Regions from separate parts of the Homo sapiens genome. Here region 1 is linked to region 2. The links are chromatin contacts, found by Hi-C or POLR2A ChIA-PET in ENCODE. All regions are on one chromosome and are shown on one strand. Each heading gives the region's core, a stretch centred on a gene start or an enhancer-like site at or near the end of the contact. The rest is flanking DNA. Distances are from core to core; before and after follow the strand shown.

Region 1 (4,202 bases), core at 679-3,178, 340 kb before region 2:
CAGAAGGTAAGGGCCTGTGGACACCTCCTCACTTTGTGGCCGAGACACCAGACCTGTAAAGGGTCTGTCCCACCCCAGCCCAGACCGTCGGCCAGCTGGCCTGAGGAAGGTCAGAGACAAGCCGGCCTGAGGAGGCTGACGGTAGGCACTCAGCCCCAGAACTCGCTCTCAGGGCCTGGCACCAGGAGGGCCATCTGTCAGCACCGCCAATCCCAAGAGGCAGGCGGAAAGGACCCCAGCCCTGAACTCACCCCTTCTGGTCACCTGACTGCACGCTTTTTTCCAGAGCCGGGTGGGAGAGATGACCCACAACTGCCGTGGGGCCGGGAGTGCCCGCCGTGCCAATGCGGACATGCCCAGGACGCTCGGAGCTGGGAGGGAGCTGGGGGCCCTGACCACTCGGGCCAAGTGTGCCTGCCAGTGCCTCACTGAGCCTTCCCTGCCCCAGAAAACAAGGGACCACAGGCACTTGTGGCCACGCCCACCTGCTCATTCCATGCTACGGTAAAATGCTGAGAAAATGCCCAGAGCGGGCGCGACCATCTGAGCTCCCACCTGAAAACCTGCATCCGAGGCAGGGGCTCAGGGCCCCTGTGCTTTTCTTTATGGGGAGGGTCCCAGATACGAGGGGAACACAGCAGCCAGAGTGGGGCTTGGGTCCTGACCTCCTGGGCTCCAACCCAGCCCCTCCACTTTGAGACACACGGTCCAGGCAAGTGGACCCCAGGGCAGGGGCAGACCCACAGGGACATGGGGACTCAAGTCAAGGAAACGGACCATGGCCGGCCAGCGTGGCCGCGGCGCCCAGATGCTGACAGAGGCTGGCAGAAGTCTATAGGGAAAGCCTCGCCAGCCTCTGTCAGGTGACGAAGAAAACACGGGGGTTAGTGGGGGTGGGTAGGTGCACCAACCTTCTGGATGTCCGTGATGTCCACTAGCTTGATGACTTTGTTCCTCTTTGAGGACCCAGATTTGGAGCTTTCGAAGCACAAGTAACTGGAAGGGGAACGGACAGAGGCGTCGCCTGGCTCTTGAACCAGAGCACGCTCCCACCAGGTGGGGGTCTCCCGGGGCTGCCTCTCAGCCCCCAGTGGGATGGACAGTGGTGCTCCCTTCCCAGCAGACACAGAACCGGTGAAACACTCACGGCCACTGCTCTATATGAGACACTCACGGCCACTGCTCTGTGTGAAACACTCACAGCCACTGCTCTGAGACACTCACGGCCACTGCTCTGAGTGAGACACGGCCACTGCTCTGAGACACTCACGGCCACTGCTCTGAGTGAGACACTCACGGCCACTGCTCTGCATAAGACATTCACAGCCACTGCTCTGAGTGAGACACTCACGGCCACTGCTCTGCATGAGGCACTCAGGGCAACAAGGACTCAGGGCCTCAGCAATAGCAGGTCCCCACACGGTCCCCTCCTTGGGAGACTCTGCCCCTCGTCTCCATGAACTGCTTGGGCCCCAGAGAAGACAGCATCCCCGCCAGCCTGAGGGATGGCAGCAGTACAGCCCAGGCCACGTCCGGCTTGGAGACAACACCTTTTCCCTGGGAGCCCAGACAGCCGGCAAGAGCAGAGCATGGGAGAGGCCATGGCCACCACTCAGGAAAACCTGCACTGGGCCAGCCACGCCATCCCAGGGCCTAGGCAGCCTCCTGCGCCCCCTCCCCTGCAGCCACACAGGGCCCCACGGCTGCACTCACTTCTCCGTGACGTAGAGCACCCCGTTCCTGATGTAGTCCGTGGGCATCTTCCGGTCCCTGTTGATGAGGCAGCAGCGCCAGCCATTCTCGCACACTAATGGGAGAAGGCCCGCCTGTCACACTTTCCACTGGAAGTACCCAGCCTCTGACCTGACGCTGGGACCCAGGAGCCTGACTCTCAGATCCTGACATCCGCCCACCGCGCTCACGTCACACCCACAGTGAGAGGAAGGCGCGCCGGCAAGAGTGAGGTGGCCCCAGAGGGTGGAAAACAGATGTTTCCTCTTCAACAGGCACTGGCAGGGTTTTTAAAGTAAAAGCACCCAGGCAGAGCAGGGAGCAACAGAAGTCACAGTGTGGCCGGGACACCACCTCCAAGACCGGCAGGGTCAGGGCGCTGGGACACCACCTCCACCAAGACCGGCAGGGCCAGGGCTCAGCAGAGGACGAAGCTCCGTTCTCCGCAGCTGCCTCTGCAGCCGCTCATCACACACCTCGAGCTGCCCGGTTTAGTTTAACAGGCCCTCCCTTTGGGAAAGCTGACCTGTCCCCAGGATCCTGAGTCACCTGTCCCCTGGTGGCTCTTGTTTCTCCAGACACGATGGAACCAGGGGCAGACCCCCTGCCAGCGCCCTGCAGGCCCTGAGGCCTCGCCCTGGACTCTCTCCCCAGTGTGTTGCCTGCACGCCTGCTGTCAGGGGAGTGCTGCAGCGTGGGCGGCTCTCCCCACGGGCACGCCCTCCTCCCCTGTAGCCCGCAGAGTCCTCATGACCCCTGGCTCCTGCACTCCTCCTGGGGCAGTGGGATGTGAATGCCATCCTGAGGGCTCCTCTGGCCTGTCACAGGGCGACCCCGTCCTGCATCCACAGCGCCCCCCTCACGGGCCTTCAGTCTGTGTCGGCGCTCGGCCTGGCCTCAGACTCACGGCACACATACCCGCCAGCGGACGCTCGTTTTCTGTCAGATTGAAGATCTCGTGGAAATTGCCCTTCTTGGTGCTGTGGAAGCGACCGGCGTCCTCCTCTTTACCCAGGCCGGCCGGTGCGCTGGGTACGTAGCTCCGTGACGAGGTCGTCTGCAGCTGCCAACGGCAAACAGCGTCGAGGTCAGGCCCGCTGCCCACGCCTGCAGCACCCAGATGTGCTGGCCGCACACACACCTCCCCAAAAGCTGGGATCCAAATTTGGGAAGACGTTCCCGAGGTCCCTTCCGGCCCAGAGCGGCTCCTTCTTCCAGGCAGGGCCACCTCACCTCAGTGGGGAGAGCCCAGCAACCCTCCTGACTCATCTGAGCCACCCCGAAGGGAGCACCGAGGCCTGCTCATTCCCCGTGGTCCTGGCTGGGATGCTGTGCTGCACATCTGGAGGGCCTGTGACTGTGAATGAAATATGGCCCAGTGCCAGGCTGTGGCTCCAAGGGGGCCCTTCTCAAACTGCCTGGTCTCAGCGCCAGAGCCTCACTGTCAGGGATGGCAGGGGCCGGGCACCCCCATGGAGTGGTCACTCCCAGGCCTGCTGGCTCTCAGTCATCATGGCCAGTCCCCAGGTGTTGCCCTGGGCTTGGGAGGGGCTGGATGAGCCTCAGAAACCGCAGTGGTAACAGGGAAAAAAAAAACCCTCAAGTTTAAGGAGTCTATAAAATTGAAGAAACAGCCTCTAAATGAGCCGGAGGTGAACAGAGCACTGTGGGCCTGGGGATGCCCGGCTTCGTGGCCCCCCATCCCCCCATCCCCGCAGCTGGGGGCCGGGCTCACCCTGCGTGAGACTGCGGCGCTGGAGCGCTCCTTGAGCTGCGGGTCGGTGGGGAGACTCCTCCAGATGATATAGGGCGTGTCGTACTTGGCGCGCAGCCTCGGGCAGCGTTTAAAGATGAAATCAATGAGGAAGAACTTGATACCAGCATAGAGTCCTGAGGGCAGGGGACACAGCCTGCTCCATCTAGAGCTCTGCAGCTATGCCAGTCTACTCAGGGTGATGGTTCCGGCACCTCCCACCTCCCAGATTGGCACCCTCCACCCTGAGCCTGGATGTGAGAGTCCAGCTGCTCGCTCAGTCCTCACCCTGGATACCCCCAGCCTCGCTCCCCTGGGGCCCATTCGTGCTGCACAGTCTCAACCCCAGGCGAGGGCCCCACTGCCAGCGCCCCACCCACTCCCACTAAGACCCCTCAGCTCTGCTAGGACCCCCCCATCCAATGCCCCTCACTTCTCTCTCCAACTCCGCCTGGCTCAGGGCTGTTCTTGACCCACCTGAAACACTTCAGGACTGTGCCTCCTCTGCCCCAATTCCCCACACCTGACACCAAATCTGAGGTCCCTCCATGGCAATCCCTCCCCAAACCCCCTCCCACCTGCCCTTCTTCAACTGGGTGCCCCCCCACGCCCAGCCCATCCCTGCTGAGAGGCCGCCCATGACCAGCTGCTCAGACGGCTCCCAGCCACGCCCTCGCAAGTTCCCCTCCACCAGCTCCGTTTTCTCCCCGATACTGTC
Region 2 (4,433 bases), core at 1,620-4,119:
TTTCTCCCTCCTCTGGGTTCAGTGACTGATAGCATCACTGGTACTTCCTGCGTGCCACGCATCACTGTCACCTCTTGTGAAGATAATGTCCTCCCAACTAGACCGCAAACTCCTACAGAGCCAGGTCACAGTGAAGACATCTTAATGTTCCTAGATGTGGCACACGCCTAGCACACAGCACTTAATTATTGAGATTATATTGGATTTTAGAAAAGTTTTTGTTTGTTTCTTGTTTTCAGAGGCACAGGCCATGTATCACCTCTTTCTCAGAAATCCCCTAATCGCTGACCCACATAGCACACAGGCATTGGTGCTCACCTTCCAGGGGAGCCCTCAGCCTTAGCTCCCCTATCCTAACTGGGCAACAGAAACAGCTCAAGGTCCAAGAAAGCATTAAAGAGACTTCAGGCAAGTGGCAAAATGACAGGAGTGAGAGAGCTGGGTGTGCTGTGGGGTCCAGGCCTCGCCTCTAACACAGAGCCCCGAGGGTGGCTGAGGCCTCTTGCAGTCTTCAGCACCACCGTGGAGGGAGAGCGCTGGGCTGCAGCACAGGCGTCGGTCTGGCTGGTTACCGGATCCTTCCACTGCAAGGATCCACAGTGTGAGGAAGCTTCCTTTGTGCTGTGACCCGCACTCACCTGAACACATCATTCCAATACTCCTTTACGTAGGACACTTGATGGAAAGGGATGTCTAAGATCTGGCAAACTCTGTAAGCATCTTCACAGTCTTTGTCGGCAGTACAGACCCCATGTTCATCCAGTGAGTCCCAGTTCTTCATAAACACCCCTGTCACCTGGTAACCTGCGGGCGGGAAGGTCAATTAAAGAGAATACATAAATCAACCTTCGGTAAAACGGCAGTGATTTCTGAGCTCTGAGAAGTTCCCCACACGCTGTGCTCCTGTGCCTCTGTGCCTGGCCTGCCGGGCAGTCCCTGCTTTGCCATGTGGCTTCAGGGATCCGGTTTCCATCTTGGTGCCTGAGTCCCCAAGATTAACGAGGTGGTATTTTCTCATCTTTGTGTCCCCATCTATGTATCAGCACAATACCTAGCAGGAGGGGATCAGCCAGTGTGTGTGGAATACACGAAGGAATAGTCGAAACTCAACAAAATTTTTCAAAGCACCATTCAGTTATCAAAAAAGGAAACTCTTTTCAAAAGTTATTTCTAGTTACTATCTAAGACTTAGATTCTAAGTGATCAGATATAAAGATAATTAAAATTTTCGATATTTTGTAAGAGCTGTACCACCTAGTTTATGACCTATTTTCTACCTTTTCGATTGTAACAAAATATTCACCCAAATATTGGAAAGGCCAACTTTAGCCCTACACCACCTTAGCAAACTACACAGGTGCAGACCCTGTATGAGAAAGCTGGTTCGTTTAGGTAGGCTGAATGTAATGAAAGACAGGGCAAATGACTGCTGAAGAAGGCTTCATATAGTACCCAAAACAACAGAAATTTGATGACAAAGCTTTGTCAAAACTACACCACCACACGCGAAAGACCACCCCTATCCCAGATCAACCAGACTAATGTCTACCTAACAGTCTAAAGCCCCTGGTATAGCATCTTCCATAATCAGGGCTAAACGTGCTCCAGGCTCCTCTCCTTCCATCTCCATCTGGCCAGAACCAGCCCACACTTGCAGGCCTCTGTGATTCTGCTTGCACTGCTGACTGTGCCGGGAGGGCCGCCTCCACCTCCAAGTCTCTGCTTAGTGACATCCTACTCTTCTTTCGACTCAGCTGAGCACCTCCATCTCTAGGATGCTTTCCTCCACTCTCCCTTCCTCACAACTATTTCTGCTTATGGTCCGCCTACCCTTCTCTTTGGCACTTACTGTACCTACCATAATAGCTATGGTTATTAACAATATAAACTAATAGCCACTACTGTTTTCTGCGTACCTCGTATGTGCTGAGCACGTACTCATCAGTATGTACTATGTCATCTAATCCCTCCAGTCACCCCGTGAGGCAGGTGTTAGCCGAATTTTACAGGGGACGGCTTAATTCACTTGCCCAAGGTCAGGAGCCAAAGATGGCGCAAAGCAGAGCTCCACAAACGTGACTCTGTGAATGAGGCCTCCCGCGGGGAGCCACACAGGTGAAGTTAAACAAGTGCTCATTTCAGCGCCGGGCCCGAGGAATGCTAAGCACCCGTGGGGCTCCGTTTAGATGCCGGAAGAAATGCAAATGCTCCTGGAGAAAACTTTGTCCTCCAGCGAGCGGAGAACACAGGAGACGCTGAACAAGCAGACCCGCCGCGCGGCAGTTGTCCAGTCTGCTGAGTGGGGAGGACAAGGACCTCCCACCGGGCGGCCACAGCGTGTGCAGAGGTCAGGCCCCCGGCCCGGCGATCCCAGCTCCCCTCACCAGTGTCCACGGTCTCACAGGTGAATGTGGACGCCGCAGATCCGTGAGAAACCCTTCCCTCCCCACCCCACCCCGGCCCGCCGGCTTCTCACTGTGGGTGGGCGCGCGTGGGTGGAGAGGGGCGCGGAACTGCTCCCAGGTAGTCGGAGCTGCAGTCGCGCACACCTCCGACTACACAGGTGGAGGGCGAGGAGCCTCCGAACCAAAGTCAGAGGACGGGGTATCCTCCTGCCGACCCGCGCGCAACCAGCGGCCCAGGGAGGGAGGAGACGTGCACAACGCCACGACGGACGGGGACAGGTTTCCGGGGACACATTCGCTCGGCGGGGGGCGGGAGCCTCGGACGCCTCACCTCTCCGCCTCAGCAGCAGCGCGGCCACGGCGCTGTCCACGCCGCCGGACAGGGCGCACACGACGTGCCGCAAGGCCTGCATCCGCCAGTCGCCCAACTTCGCCAGCTGCAGCTACCGCCGCTTCCGCGCCTTGCCGGAAGTCCCGCCCCGGCCGTAGGGTCCGCGCTAGTGGCCCGGCCGGAAGCTGCGGCAGCTTACCCGCGTTCCGTCCGGCCTTCCCCTGTCCCGCGGCGGGTTCCCCTGTCTCCGGCCTGCGCTCACCCCTGAGGCTCCACCGACCCGCGGGGCGCCGAGACTCTGTCGGGCCGCGAGGGGCTGGCTTTTTTTTTGAGCCGCCGCCTTGCCCTCCCCACCCGCGCCCCGGCCTCACTGCTCTTCTTCTGCGCTGTAAACCAAAAATAAAATTCTAAGCCCCCCAGCCAGCCATTGGAGGCCTCCTCTCGGCCAAGGGCGTCCTAGAGGGAACCTGAACCGCGAGTTCGGGCTCTGATGGGAAAGGCCGGGTGGGACCCGCCTCACTAGACCCTCCTCCTCCCTTTGGAATTCGGACCAGCATTAACGTCAAAACAGACTTAAGACTGTCTAGGCGGACTCTCCGTAGCAATAGGATACCGACATGACAGATGGCAGGCCCTGAAAGATATCGAAGTATTTTACAGTATTTTAATTTAATTTAATTTTTAATTAATTAAATTTTTTTGAGATGGAGTTTTGCTCTGTCGCAGGCTGGAGTGTAGTGGGCGCGACCTCGGCTCACTGCAACCTTCACCTCCAAGATTCAAGCGATTCTCCTGCCTCAGCCTCCCTAGTAGCTGCGATTACAGGCGCCCGCCACCAAGCCCAGCTAATTTTTGTATTTTTAGTAGAGACGGGGTTTCACCGTATTTGCCAGGCTGGTCTCTCACTCCTGACCTCAAGGGATCCGCCCACCTCAGCCTCCCAAAGTGGCGGGATTACAGGTGTGAGTCACTGCCCCCGGCCCAGAAAATCTTTGAATCCACCTATGACCTGGAAGCCCCACCCCACCTTCGAGTTGTCCCACCTTTCCGGAACCAATGTTACATCTTACATGTATTGATTTATGGCTTATGTCTCCCTAAAACGTACGAAACCAAAAGCTGTAGCACCACCAGTTTGAGCACGTGTTCTCAGGATCTCCTGGGACTATGACATGAATAAATATCTTCAAATCTTTTACAGTTTGACTCCAAGCATACTCAGCACTCAATCCTTAATGTCTGTGAGGTGTGTTGGACAGGGGTTTTGTGTTCTGTCCACTCCTACTCCATGCCCAGAAAAGCCCCTGGCCCAGGGCAGGTGCTTCATAACCTCGCTGAATAAAGGAAGGAGGAGAGAATGGAGGTCATCCCCCAGGGGTGATATTCAAGCTGAGTTCTTCTCTACGAGTTAGCATCTAGACAAGGTCTACCTAAAGCACAGGGAGACTCTGAACGAAAAAGATGTTCATTTGTGAATAGGGCATTGCAATGGGAATATGCATGCCACAATAAGCTATGTGGGTATTCAGGGAAGTAAAGGAAGACAAAGGTTTTTATTTTATTTATTTATTTTTTTGAGACAGTCTCACTTGGTCACTAGGCTGGAGTGCAGTGGCGTGATCTTAGCTCACTGCAACCTCCGCCTCCCGGGTTTAAGCGATTCTCCTGCCTCAGCCTCCGGAGTAGCTGGGATTACA

Evidence for each region. A loop is a pair of places that touch in the nucleus more often than their neighbours do. ChIA-PET counts read pairs that join two places held with the same protein, here RNA polymerase II (POLR2A). Pooled maps may share reads with other maps.
Region 1: a pooled map shows a loop between it and region 2 (5-fold over the local background). The contact joins the enhancer-like site here to the promoter of TRMU in region 2. A Hi-C loop is called at or near these places in 5 of 50 pooled maps. POLR2A ChIA-PET finds 5 or more read pairs at or near these places in 2 of 52 experiments (PC-9 and activated CD4-positive, alpha-beta T cell).

Annotation. Positions count from the first base shown.
Region 1 is chr22:46,672,262-46,676,463 of GRCh38, reverse strand. It overlaps GRAMD4 (GRAM domain containing 4), which reads right to left. Exons shown (of 19, transcript NM_015124.5): 14 at 3,467-3,621; 15 at 2,650-2,794; 16 at 1,714-1,807; 17 at 912-996. Among named protein-coding and RNA genes, the nearest start is that of GRAMD4, 54 kb to the right of the region's middle. RefSeq lists enhancers at 1,732-1,791, 1,832-1,981, 2,182-2,261. Within about 2 kb of position 1,928, at least 9 of the 41 ENCODE cell types and tissues checked have a DNase peak (open chromatin) inside an H3K27ac peak, as active enhancers do.
Region 2 is chr22:46,334,150-46,338,582 of GRCh38, reverse strand. It overlaps TRMU (tRNA mitochondrial 2-thiouridylase), which reads right to left and starts at 2,869. Exons shown (of 11, transcript NM_018006.5): 1 at 2,737-2,869; 2 at 639-804. The coding sequence starts at 2,818. RefSeq lists a silencer at 2,422-2,471 and enhancers at 2,280-2,779, 2,612-2,831.